Linked DNA regions of Homo sapiens: region 2 is linked to region 1. The links are chromatin contacts, found by Hi-C or POLR2A ChIA-PET in ENCODE. All regions are on one chromosome and are shown on one strand. The core of a region is the stretch at or near the end of the contact, and the rest is flanking DNA. Distances in the headings are between cores, read along the strand shown. Region 1 overlaps CMSS1 (cms1 ribosomal small subunit homolog). Region 2 holds the start of TRMT10C (tRNA methyltransferase 10C, mitochondrial RNase P subunit).

Region 1 (6,603 bases), core at 1,999-4,498:
GTCATGCCAGCCACTAGAGGGTAGAATAGCCACATTTCCTACTACAGATGTAATTTAAAGAGAGGGACTATGGTCAGAATACATTTGCCAGTGCTTGTCAATACAGATGCTTTTTGACTTATGATGGGGTTAGAACCACATAAACCCACTGTGAGTTGAAAATATTAAAAGTTGAAAATATGTTTAATACACCTAACCTACTGAATATCATGGCTTTGCCTAGCCCACCTTAAACATGCTCAGAGAACACTTACATAAATCTACAATTGGGCAAAATTGTCTAGCAACACAGCACACTGTAGAGCAGGGGCCTCTAAACCCTGGGCCACGGACTGGTAGCAGTCCATGGCTTGTTAGGAGCCGAGCGGCAAGCAGAAGGTGAGTGGCAGGCAAGCGAGCATTACTGCCTGAGCTCTGCCTCCTGTCAGATCAGCAGTGGCATTAGATTCTCATAGGAGCACGAACCCTATTGTGAACTGCACATGCGAGGGGTCTAGGCTGAGCACTCTTTATGAGACTCTAGCTAATGCCTAATGATCTGAGTGGACAGTTTCATCCTGAAACCATCCCCCCAACCCCCCGCCCATGGAAAAATTGTCTTCCATGAAAACAGTCCCTTGTGCCAAATTGGGAACTGCTGCTGTACAGTATCGGTTGTTTACCCTCATGATTGTGTGGCTGACTGGGAGCTGTGGCTCACTGCCACTACCCAGCACTGGGAGAGAGTATCTTACAGCATATTGCTAGCCCAGAAAAAGATCAAAATTTGAAGTACCGTTTTAGGGCACAATTAACCAGCAGAAGAGTTTGTTAAAATGCAGCTTTCTGGGCCCTACGCCCCCAGAGGTTCTCATTGGATAGCTCTGAGTGGAACTTAATATCAGGGGATTCTCACACAGGTATCTTGGATTTTACTCTGAGATACGCTGATCTATAAGAGTTTTGGGGCATGCATTTTTGCCTATCTTTTCTCTTGGGATTACAAAGCAAAATGATTATTTGGAGGAAAAAAATCTTAATAACAGAAACCAGGGTATAGGAAAAAGCTAGAGTGTTGGTTAATTTAAAGGTCTTTCCCTGCCTTTGTCTAACATATTTCAAAGGAGACTCACTTTGTAAATATTCAGAATCAAAGAAGCTACTAAAACGTTTTTATTGGGAGTTTTACTTCAACCAGTAAAGACCATAGAATCCTTAGACTACAAATCTCTAAAATTTTTGATAAAATATCCCTTCTATGACCATCTCACAGCTCCCCTAATTTTATCCTTTATGGGTTATGTATGTGGTTTAGCTCTGTGTCCTCACCCAAATCTCCTAACTGAAATCCCCGTTTGGATCGTGGGGTGGTTTCCCCTGCTGTTCTTGTGATACTGAGGGAGTTCTCATGAGACCTGATGGTTTAAAAGTGGCAGTTTCCCCTGTGCACTCTCTCGCTCTCTTGCTGCCAGGTGAGATGTGCCTTAGCTTTTCTTTGCCTCCTGCCATGATTGTAAGTTTCCTGAGGCCTCCCCCAGCCATGAGGAATGGTGAGTCAATAAAACCTTTCTTCTTGATAAATTACCCAGTCTCAGGTATTCTTTATAGCAGTATAAAAATGGACTAATAAAACTGGTGTCATGAAGACCCCAAGCCTAATGTCTTAGCATTGTAAAATATAGTTGTGGAGACCTTACAAAGAGTGTATGTAATTTTATCATGATCTTGATTGAACAAGTATCAAGATTCTTTCTTATGTGTACAGATTCAAGTGTAGTAATGCACAATGTCCTTCTAGTAAGGATGACAATTTTATTTTTGTCAGTGCCCCTAGAGAGCAGTGGCATCCTCCTGGGGAAAGTTTTGCCATTGCTTTTAAATAGAAAAAACATGATAAAATCATTCGAATCTGTGATAGGATTCTACCTTTTAAAGAGTTAAAGAGATAGTGGGAATGTGAGTAAAATGAAACTTCGTTCTGAAGCGAGGACTTAGACCAATGAAAGAATGGTATGAGTTTTTCAGAGAGACGAAAAAACAGTCTATCTTCTGTGAGCCCTCATGGACCAAAGAATACAACCCTCCACCCCCACATATTTCATATGAAGATTTCTGAAGATTTTCCAGTGTCACTTCCTCTTTCCTTCCTGGTTTTTGGGGGAGTTCTATGATTATCTGTCAATGAAAAAGGAAGTTCTGTAATCTTCCAATCTCTTTCTCTCTCTCCTCTCTCACACGCACACAAAAAAATATAAGAAATCTTTTCAAAATTAAAGGCCAGAAATCTACATTGTGTCATTTTAGGTGTAATTCTATAGAAAAAAAGATGTTTTGCAGAAATTATGCTGCCTTTATGAACTTTAATTAGTAACACTTGTAATAATCTACACGTTATTAATCTGTCTCCTAAAATTTATTTTGATGCTGATACAAATTATTATACTGAAGGAATCCTCCCAGTAGAGGTACTTCTAAAAGAGGTATTCCTTGAAAGTTTGGTAAATTTCCAGTTATGTTAGATTAACTACTTAGGAAGCCTCTATATAGTTAAAATCTGGAACAAATGATTAAATGAGAATTTGTGCATTATCATAATAGAACACAAGACTTATGGTGTTAACTTTATTATAGAGAATTTCTGTAGCTCACATAAGAAATTGAATCCTTTCAAAATGGGTGGGCTGATGAATAGCCCAAATTTGGCTCCCAAACTCTATTAGTTACAAGTGTGCCAAGAATGGATTTCTTCCCTCCCCCCGTCCCCCACCAGCACTTGGGACAGCCAAGAGGAACCTGGGGTGATGGGAATCCCTTGGCTGGTTATCTCTGCCTCTTTATCTGTTTCCCCCAGTGCCACACAAGCATGTGTTTTGTTTATGCCATTATGTGACAAAGTTGGGAAGACTTTGTTCTTAAATTCTGATTTCCATTGTTCATAATTTTATGATCAGTTGATCGATGCCTTCCAAAATATTACATGTACCCACTCTCAGTAACTAGAAAAAGATCTCATGAAGCAGCAGCATTATCATTGTCTGTTTTGAAAGAGCTAAAATTAAGTTTGCCATTCCTTCTAGAGTTCTGGCCCAAGGTGACTTAAAAACAGTTTTAATAAACATTTAGACCATCATGTATTTTGTAATACAGTTGGGTCACTGTTGATTCCTAAGATAAATGTGTTTAAACAGAAGCTTTCTCATTCATCAGCAGCCTCAGCTTTCATCCAAATTTATTTAATGATGATGCAAGCCCATAGCGTTGGTGTTGCAGTTCGTCACCATGGAAGTGTTTCTGTCAACAAATCCTCGCTTTACTATCATGAAATTGATTTTGTAGGGGAAAGGAGGATAATTGTGAAAGCTTCCTTTTATTCTTAAAGATCTTCACAGTTTGCCTGGATGTCTAAATGAATTGTATTTAAAATCAATAACTGGCAATAAAATTAACCACACTAAATTAACAATTATGAGGTTAGAAAAAGGGAAATGGCAATAAGCTACTTTGTCTGAAATCGTCGTTTTGGAATGTGACTTGGGGACCATACTTGTAATTTAAATGTTCCCTGAAAGCTGTTGTTCTCTGCTCAGAAGTATGGATTATCCCCAGGGACTCCCATGAGGCAGATATCAGAATTTCTAGGAGGATTCGGCTGAGTTATTCTCATCTATATTGTAAATGGCATAATAATCACAGAAGAAATTCACACTATATTACTTCTTTCAACTAACATACTGTATTTTTTAAATATGCCTTTTCTATAGCTTATGTTCATAACTATCTTTGGCTTTTATTTGCTTGTTTAAAAAAAACTGTAAGAGGTTAAAACAAAAAAAAAAACTGTAAGCTTTTGAATGCAGGCCCCTTATGAACAGGGTAGGTAGCACCTACATTAAGTAATTCAAACTGTTTTGGGAACCCCATAGGAAAAAGAAACAAGAATGACATTTTCTTTTTTTTTTTTTGCTTTGAAGTAGAGTGTTCAAGAGTTTATGTCACAGTGGCTGGTTCCAGATTTGGTTGTAGACATACATGTTCTATGGGAGGTTTGATCTCTGGTAGAAATACAGTCAACTCTTGATTTGTCAATGTAACTATATTTCCAAATGTACTTTCTCTGGCTTCCTATCACATGTCAGAGCTTTTTAATTTTATCATCTGCTTCTATGTGCTCATGAAAACCAAAATTATTCGGTAGTATTTTATTTCATTATTATAAACATTTAAGTTCCTAATGTAGTCTAAGCACTGTGCTGGGCTCTTAGAGATACTGAAATATATCCCAAGCATGAAGTTATGTTTGCTTCTGAAAGATCTTATAGTTCACTTTGAAATCAAAGAGATGTAATTTTTATTTATTTGAACCACTTTTCTCTCCTCTAATATGTGATTAGAAGTTGACCATAAATGGGACATAGGTCCTGTTTGTTTTTAAGGAAGAATTAATAGAGACTATAAGCAAAAGACAAAATTCTATTGTACATGCAGAAATATAACACAGAATGACCAAAAGAAAATTCAGCAAGCAATGGTAAAAATAACAAATTATTTACTGTTTTATAATGTTAAAGTATTTCACCAAGACAAGTTGCAGTCAAATTAAAGTGAGTTATGGAAAATGAAATACATAAAGATGTATTTATACAAGTGCAGACTAAATATTTTCCATACAAGTATGTAAATGAAAAGATATACAGTAAGTGCACACTCGATATGACTATGCAGGCAACAGTTAGTTTCAGATACTCTTGTATAGTTCATGCACAAACCTTCCCAAAGTACGAGTTCAGTCAGTCTTGGGGGATATGGAGGGATGATTAAAAAAGGATTGAGTTCCTTGCAAAAATATCAGTATGGACTGGATGAGGGTGAGCGTGGTCAGTTATATATATTACTTACTGTAATTTGTGATTGTCGAGGAAGAGGTGTGGCTGTTGGTGTGATAGTAATACTGCTGGTGACTTTATTGGTTGTTTTGTTTAGTGCCCCGTTAATTAAGCCTTGAGTTCGGTTATCCTGCAGTGGTGCTGAAGGGCTGGCAGGTCTCACAGGGCTGGCTACAGCTTGCATGTAAGGACTTCCTAAGTGAATGTGGATTTTATTATCCTCAGTAGTTATCACACTTGAGCTATTGCTGTTTGAACGCTGAAACTGCCATGATGACTGCCGGTCTGGGGAGACTCTGAATATCGCATGCTTGGCACTGATTTCTGTTGGTTCTGGGGAGCGTCCCTGCTCAGGAGAGCTAGCTGAACCAGTCACAGCCAAAACCTGAATAGGGGACATTGTCCTTTCTGGAGTTAGAGAACCACAAGACTCTGGGGTCTGTGCTCTGGCAAAGGTTGCCATGGTAATTGGGGACATGCCTTGTTCTAAATTCATGAGGTCTTCGGTAGAGGTTTTGGACTTTACTGGTGTTATGGAGGCGTTTTGGAGGATGGTTATCCTTTGCTTTGGCGTGCCACAGTTCGGTATCACTGCAGTACTCGTGTAAGAGTGAGGACTCTCTGTGGTTGGACTTGTGATTTCAAGAGTGGCTGTGTTTTGTACATGGTCTGGAGTAACCTTTATATGAAGTGGCTGCCCAGGTGTGTGGCTTAGGACTAGATCTCCAGGTTGCACAAAGTTGGCATTGGGTTTAGTTTGCATTTTTCCATTCTGAAGATGGCCCTCCTTGGATTTCATCCAGGGAATCCATAGCTTTCTGTTAACAGGACATGGAGTAGACTGGCTGCATTTGAAGGACAGCACAGATCCCTCATCATTAGGGTCCTCGTCTTGATTCTCACTCTCCTCATATAACTGACCATTGATGACTGCACGTTCCAGAGGAATGAGGCTCTTGTAATCAGGTGGTTCATTGTCTACTGCTTCTGTCTGAACTTCTTTAGAAAATACTTGAGGATCGGAAATTCTTCTTCCATTGAGACTAGGCCTGAGGCTCTTACTGAAATGCCGGTACCTCTCTAACTCCTTAGTGAGGTTTTCAATCTCTCTTCCTAAATCTCTGTTCCTGTTTTCTTGTTGATTTAGTTTTTTTTGCAGGACTGAGTGATCTCCCTGGAGGTGACATATTAGGTCTTCAGTTGCCATGTATTCATGAATTTTCTCTTTTAATGCATCCACTTCTCTTGAGAGGTGCCCTGACTTAGCTTCTTCTTCTTGAAGCCTTTTGAAAAGCCATTGTTCATGGCTGGTCTCTGTCTTTTCTGCTAACTTGTACTTAGCAAGTTCCATTTTAACATGTTCTAGCTCTTTAGATAAAAATTGAGCTTTGTCTCGTTCATTAGCATACCTTCGTTCTAGAGTCTCATATTCATCTTCTGTTTTCATGAGGTCATCCTCAATGGCTTTCATGTCCTTTAGCTTCAGTTTCAGTCTTTCCACTTCTTGAGAGAGCTCCTTAATCTTATTGTTTTCTTGGTGTAATGCTGTTGTGGATTTCCCAGAGTCTTGATTTAATTTGTTTTTTAGGAAATCTTTCTCAATTGCTTCCAATGATTGAAGCCTATTTTTCAACATATTAACTCTTGACAGGAGATCATTTCCTTTCTCTTCTTCCGCTTTCAATTTGTTTTTTAAATCATCTCTCTCCTTGGTTACGCTGTACATCTTTTCTTCTACATC
Region 2 (7,163 bases), core at 4,372-6,871, 1.7 Mb after region 1:
GCCACCAGTCTGGCCCTAAATCACTAGAGACTCTTAAACAATCAAGGCAGAATCACCTGAAATCTGCATAACAAACCTTATCTCCGTTTAAGGTAATTTTGCTGGTCATCTCAACTTAACTGAATCTGTCTCCACATCCTTCTTTGTTGTTGTTGTTGTTGTTGTTGTTTTCAGAAAATGATAATATTCAACCCTGAAGTTTAAAATCTTTTTTTGTTAATTTTTATTTTTTAAGATTTACTCATCTCTCTGGGTTATCTCCCATGCATACAAGAGGTATACAAGTTATTAAACTTGTTTTTCTCTTGTTCAATCTGTCTTTTGTTACAGAGAGTCTCAGCTAAGAACTCATGAAGGGAAGATAGATAGTCATATTTCTTCCCCTATACCAAAATATTTAACAACTTTACACCACTCCCCTTCTGTAAACTGAGTTTTACCCAGCCATCTTAGCCCTTAGCAGCATTAGCAAAATAGGGAGAAAGATCACGTAACACAGATTGGTATCACTATAAATTCATGATCCCCAAACTGAACTAGACTATTAGCACTGCCTGATATCATGGCTGTCTCACTAGTCAACTCATACTTCTTTCTTTACCATCTTAACCATTTTTTGAGTGTGCAGTTCAGTAGTGTTAACTATATTTACATTGCTATGCAACAGATCTCCAGGACTTTTTCATCTTGCATATCTGAAACTCATTAAACAACTCCACCATTCCTGGTAACTGTCACAGGGGGTGGCAGGGACAACTATCTGGGCCGGTGGCTCTGGAGTAAAAGAATTTACCAAAAACGCTTGTAAAGAAAGGCAAATTTATTAAAGAAAGTAGGAAAAGCCAGGCACGGCTCACGCCTGTAATCCCAGCACTTTGGGAGGCTGAGGCAGGCAGATCACAAGGTCAAGAAATTGAGACCATTCTGGCAAACATGGTGAAACCCCGTCTCTACTAAAAATACAAAAATTAGCTGGGCGTGGTGGCGCATGATTGTAGCCCCAGCTACTCGGGAGGCTGAGGCAGGAGAATCGCTTGAATCCAGGAGGCGGAGGTTGCAGTGAGCTGAGATCGCACCACTGCACTCCAGCCTGGTGTCAGAGCGAGACTCCCTCTCAAAAAAAAAAAAAAAGAGAGAGAGAGAAAGAAAGTAGGAAAATACATTGCAATAAAGCAACCGGAAGGCTGCAAAAGAGGAGCCGACTGCAAAGAGACAAAGATTAGCTGGAGATTTTATAACATAGAACTTGGGCTGATTGATAATGCCAATGCACTGGCAGCATAACTTGCTTTCTTTTGTCAGCTGAGATGTTTGATAAATTGAGGCGTTTGTTGGTAAGCAGTAAGTTTTTGAGTTACGTACATTATCTGAGTAGGAGGGCCATATGTATTGGGCAATATGTCCTTGGGCATAAAGAAAAACAGACCTATAATTCATCCTCTTCCTTTTTTGTTTATATGTCCTGAACCGTGAAGACAGGCATATTTATAGCTTATTTGCTTTATCTCTTTGCTTTCCTCTGGTCCCGCCAGCCTGACTCCTTTTCCCTAATTAGGACTCCACAGTAACAACCATTCTACTTTCTGTTTCTGTACATTTGTTATATGTTATTCTTTATGACAATAACAAACCTTCACCCAATCTTTAGTATCCGCAGAGGTAGTCTGTCTACCTCTTTCACAGAGAATGCGAACTGTATCAAATTATAGCCATCATGTCTATAAATTGTCCTCCATACCCACCTTAAGTTTCTTCCTTTCTTCTTGTTACAATGAAAGTGGTATTTCTTCCTCTTATACGAAACCAATCTCTCCATCTCTCCTCTAAATAGCATCTCTCCTCTATATACCATCTCTGTTAATCTTCTCAGGAAGTCTACCCATCCCATTATCCTTTCTTTCTCTTACCCCTTTGCTGATGATTCTAACAGCATTTAAAATGTCAGGCCTCTCCCAATCTAACATAATAATAATGAAGAAAATTTTCCTGGACTCCACATCCAGGGACTGAGCACGCTGTCTTTTCTTTAGACAAATTTCATAGAAATGTTTAAACTTGCTGATTCTATTTTCTCATAATCTCCTCATTCCTTATTCACTCTCATCTGGCTAAAGCCCCCAAACCTCACAATGAAGGTCCCAGTGGCCCTTGTATTGCTAAATCTAGTAGATACTTTTCAGTCTGCATTGCATGATCTCTAGGCAATATTTGACCCTGTTACCCATCCACTTGTCTTTGAAAACACCTTTTCCTTGATTTCTATGTCATATTCTGGTTGTTTTCCTCCCATCTCTTTAGCTGCTTATTTTCAGTTTCTTTTGTCCATTCCTGTTCTCTACCCAAGCCCTAGGTAATCTCTTCCACCCATATGGTTTCACAGACTCTATGTTAATAACTCTCAAATATGTATCTTTGGTGCATTCTTCTTTCACCTAAACTCTAGACCCATACAGCCAACTGCCAAATATCCTAAAGGAGATATCATTTGGCTATTTTGAAGAGAGATGAAAAGCCGCATGTCTAACACTATACTTACCATCTCTGCCCTCACACCATATACTCCTTTTCACTGTCTGCCCAGGTGCTCAAACCAGACTATTGACTTGTTCCTCTCCTTCTCTCCCAAATTGATCACCAAATTCTGTCATGTCCAGCTCTTAAATATCTTTCAAATATTCCCCCTTTTCTTTGCCTTTACTGCCACCACTGTTGTCCAAGCCACTAACATCACTTACCTGATCTATTTAGTATTCATTCATCAGCAAATTATTATTGAGTTTCCGATACTTGCCAAGCACTGTTGTAGACATTGAAGGTAGAGCAGAGAATCAAATACAAGAGTTCTCTACTTTGTAAGTAACACCTAAATCTTTGAATCCATGCTTTGTCTTCCAACTCTTGAAAGAGACGTTGGTATAGAGAAATCGTTCTCTATTATATAATAAACAGTGCAGGCAAAATACATGGCAAATGACATTTGCACCAGTGTAGAAAAGATAACATGTGGTGGAATAAGCTCTGGGGAACTGGAGAGTGGGTGCCTTGACTACAAAACAGCCTTTATTTAGGTCTAACCATTGTTTCCAAGAAGAAATATGAGCCAAGAGAGAGCATTCAGACCTTCTAGTTTTTCAATTCTAGTGTTTATGTGACATTGTCTTATGGGTTTTTATATATTTCCTTGCTTTTAAAATTTATTTCTTTTTCTTTTCTTTTTTTGTGTATTTTTTGTAGAGAGAGGGTTTCACCACGTTGGCCAGGCTGGTCTGGAACTCTTGAGCCCAAGCAATCTGCCTGCCTTGGCCTCCCAAAATGCTGATTATAGGCATGAGCCACTGCTCCTGGCCTACAATTTATTTTTTATTTTTTTGATACCTTACATCCCATATTACAAGCTATTTTTCTATGCCAAAACATGTATTTTGAGGCCGGGCGCGGTGGCTCACGCCTGTAATCCCAGCACTGTGGGAGTCCGAGGCGGGCGGATCACGAGGTCAGGAGATCGAGACCATCCTGGCTAACACGGTGAAACCCTGTCTCTACTAAAAATACAAAAAATTAGCCGGGCGCGGTGGCGGGCGCCTGTAGTCCCAGCCACTCGGGGGCTGAGGCAGGAGAATGGCGTAAACCCGGGAGGCGGAGCTTGCAATGAGCCGAGATCGCGCCACTGCACTCTGGCCTGGGTGAAAGAGCGAGACTCCGTCTCAAAAAAAAAAAACAAAAAAACGTATTTTGAAAATCACTGTGCTTTTTGTTGGAGGTAAGATGTCTGAAACCTGGAAATATTCTTAATCTAGAATAGGTCAGATCCCAGACATATTGAATAAATTATGTTCTGCTATATTTATAGAAACACTTCCAAAGATTTTTCACATAAAGAATCTTAGTAAACTTAACAGAATGAAATTTCCTTTACTTGACAAAGATCATATAGCAAAAACCTTCATAAAATATTAATGGAAAAACTTCAGATGTATCTCTTTAAAGAACAGGAACAAGAAAAAATAACCTCTACACTGCTATTTGTTATAACTACTAGACGATATTTATTCTTGATTTTTTTCCATGTTTGGGAGTAAACTCATGATTATTTTGCTATCACCACCTCACCTTTCTAACATGATAGTAATCAGTCTCTTAGACAAGATCTCGTTTTTTAAAATCATTTGGAAAAGACTATGCCTACCTTCTTTTATTTTAGTAAACTATATACAATATAAACATTTCCATTTTAGTCATTTTCAAGTGTACAGTTCAATGGCATTAAGTACATTCACGTTCTTGTACAACCATCACTACTATCCATCTCCAGAACTTTTTCATCATCCCATACTGAAAATTCATACCTATTAAACAGTAACTGCCCATTCTTCCCTTTCCCCAGCCCCTGGTAAACACTATTCTACTTTCTTTCTTTATGATTTGACTATTCTAGGCACTTCATATAGGTGGACTTATACAATATTTGTCCTTTTGTGCCTGGCTTATCTCAGTGTATAATGCCTCCAAAGTTTATCCATGTTGTACCATGTATCAGAACTTCATTCCTTTTTAAGACTGAATAATATTCCATTGTATGTACATGCAACATTTTTTAATCTATTCATCTGTTCATGGATATTTGGGTTGCTTCCACCTTTTGGTTATTATCAATAATGCTACAATGACATTAGAGTACAAGTGTCTGTTTGTGTCTCTGCTTTCAATTTCTTTGGGTATATTACTAGGAGTAGAATGGCTGCAGAATATGTTCATTCTGTGTTTGGTTACAAATATATGTGGAGGCTGAATTGGCCCCAAAGGCCACCAATTTACAAATGTGTTTTAATTTCATTTCACATTAAACTTTCCAAATGAGCTAGGAGGAGACAGAAACTTACCGTGGCTTATCACGTTCCAAGCATAGTGCCAGGTACTGGTGATAAACTGGTCAAAAAGATTAGGAGTTTAAAGTCCTAGCGTCAAGGAGTTTGAAGCTGAGTAAGAAGACGTGTGAAAAAAACATACTTTATTTTAGTACTCTGTCAGCAAATGTTTATAAATACAGGGCCCAAACAGAGAGTAGGTTGAAAAGAGGATTAGAAACAGTTTTTTTTTTTTTTTTTTTTTTTTTTTGAGACAGAGAGTCTTGCTCTGTCGCCCAGGCTGGAGTGCAGTGGCGCGATCTCAGCTCACCGCAACCTCCGCCTCCCAGGTTCAAGCGATTCTCCTGCCTCAGCCTCCCGAGCAACTGGGATTACAGGCGCGCGCCACCACACCTGGCTAATTTTTGTATTTTTAGTAGAGACGGGGTTTCACTATGTTGGCCAGGCTGGTCTCAAACTCCTGACCCCAAGTGATCCGCCCGCCTCGGCCGCCCAAAGCACTGGGATAACAGGCGTAAGCCAACTGGCCCGGCCCAGAAGAAGTTTTTAGGATATATGGAGGAAAACACAACACAACACAGCTACAACTCCGTGACAACTGAGAGCGTAGTCTTCGAGTACCCAGTTGCCTACTGACAGCCGTCTCCTCTAAGGCGCTTCTTTTAGCCAAGAAAGCGTTCTTTGCGTGCTGTGACGTAAAAAGCAGCGCCGGAAGGGAGAGGGCGGAACTTCCGGCTGAGCCCCAGCGACCGCTCTGGTCGGCTGTGTAGACTGTTGGGTAGGCTGCGTGCTAGCTTCGGCGCGGATCCCTGGGCGTCCGTACGTCGGAGTCCTTCGTCCTCCAGGGTCCCTGTTCTTTGCGCCAGCGGGAACCACTATCTCTGCACTCCTGGTAAGCGAGTTTCTTCTTTCGCCTAATGTGTGTGTTGGGGGTGGGAGGACGCCGGAGACGTTCCAAGATGCACTTAGTGGAGCATGTGCGTTCGGAAGGCCCACGGGTAAGAGGAAGCCCAGTGATTTTAATAAACTATAACTAGTACAGTACCTGAAACAAAATCAGTGGTTCCTGAAATGATGTACTTGATTGCTTTTTACAATTGGGGTTTTCATTTCTGTGGTATTCTAAGTCCTTGCCAGTTACAAGAATAAAACTTTTAAAACTCCTTCTGAAATCAATGTTTATTAGATTGGGGCCTGGGGACCCCAGTTAAATATTTCCGGGATTCTAAAGTAAATTGTTTTCTCTTTAAAGGGAGGCTGAGCCGGGCGCGGTGGCTCACGCCTGTAATCCCAGCACAATGAGAGGCCGAGGTGGGCGGATCACGAGGTCAGGAGATCCGAGACCATCCTGGCTAACACAGTGAAACCCCGTCTGTACTAAAAATACAAAATAGCCGGGCGTGGTGGCGGGTGCCTGTAGTCCCAGCTACTCGGGAGGCTGAGGCAGGAGAATGGCGTGAACCCTGGGAGGCGGAGCTTGCGCCGAGATCGCGCCACTATACTCCAGCCTGGAGTGACAGAGCGAGACTCCGTCTCAAAAAAAATAATAAAGGGAGGCTGAACTTTTTTTTTCTTTTTTTTTTTTTTAATGAAGGAAGCATCGATCTAGGGTATTAGAAAAATATTTGCGTGATTACTGTGAGCCAAATACTGTCAAGCATTGGATTCAATGTTAACATTATAGACAAAGTCCTTGTCCTCATGGACACTAGTTAGTCCTTACCATCTAGTGAGGCAAATAGATAACCAGGCAATTACAGTGCAGTGTTAGAAGTACTGTCATAGGCACCAGAGTGCTGTGAAAAGTAATGGTGGAATACTTGAAGTGTGAGGTGAAGAATAGCTAGAGATGCTGCTGACCTGGCCGCAATAAGCTTAGAAATATATGTTGGGAACAATACCAATGGATAGCAATATCCCTTGAAACAGAACATTGAAGGAGGATCAGATTGTGAAGCAAAGGTAGAGGGGTTATTTCGATTTGTTGCGTTTGAGGTGTTTTTTGTTTGTTTTTGTTGTTTTGAGACAGTCTTACTCTGTCGCTCACTGCAACAGATTTTGTTGCAAAATCTCGGCTCACTGCAACTTCCGCCCCCCTTATTCAAGCGATTCTTCTACATCAGCCTCACGAGTACCTGGGAAGTAGAAGAATCGCCCCACTTCAGCCTCACGAGTACCTGGGATTACAGGCATGCGCCACCACACCTGGCTAATTTTTGTATTTTTAGTAGAGACAGGGTTTCGCCATGTTGGTCAGGCTGGTCTCAAACTCCTGACCTCAAGCGATCCTCCCTCCTC

What was found. A loop is a pair of places that touch in the nucleus more often than their neighbours do. ChIA-PET counts read pairs that join two places held with the same protein, here RNA polymerase II (POLR2A). Pooled maps may share reads with other maps.
Region 2: a loop to region 1 is called in a pooled map, with 2.3 times the contacts of the local background. The contact joins the promoter of TRMT10C here to the enhancer-like site in region 1. A Hi-C loop is called at or near these places in 1 of 168 maps with a recorded cell type or tissue (PC-9) and 4 of 50 pooled maps. POLR2A ChIA-PET finds 5 or more read pairs at or near these places in 1 of 52 experiments (activated T-cell).

Annotation. Positions count from the first base shown.
Region 1 is chr3:99,843,420-99,850,022 of GRCh38, forward strand. All of the region lies in intron 1 of CMSS1 (cms1 ribosomal small subunit homolog), which reads left to right. It overlaps FILIP1L (filamin A interacting protein 1 like), which reads right to left. Exons shown (of 6, transcript NM_001387850.1): 5 at 4,876-6,603. The region is part of intron 1 of LOC105374010 (a long non-coding RNA gene); the gene reads left to right. Among named protein-coding and RNA genes, the nearest start is that of HP09053, 23 kb to the left of the region's middle. RefSeq lists an enhancer at 76-577. Within about 2 kb of position 3,249, at least 5 of the 41 ENCODE cell types and tissues checked have a DNase peak (open chromatin) inside an H3K27ac peak, as active enhancers do; they include PC-9, where a contact is called at or near this core.
Region 2 is chr3:101,556,247-101,563,409 of GRCh38, forward strand. It overlaps TRMT10C (tRNA methyltransferase 10C, mitochondrial RNase P subunit), which reads left to right and starts at 5,622. Exons shown (of 2, transcript NM_017819.4): 1 at 5,622-5,757. RefSeq lists enhancers at 1-375, 5,608-5,677, 5,688-5,757.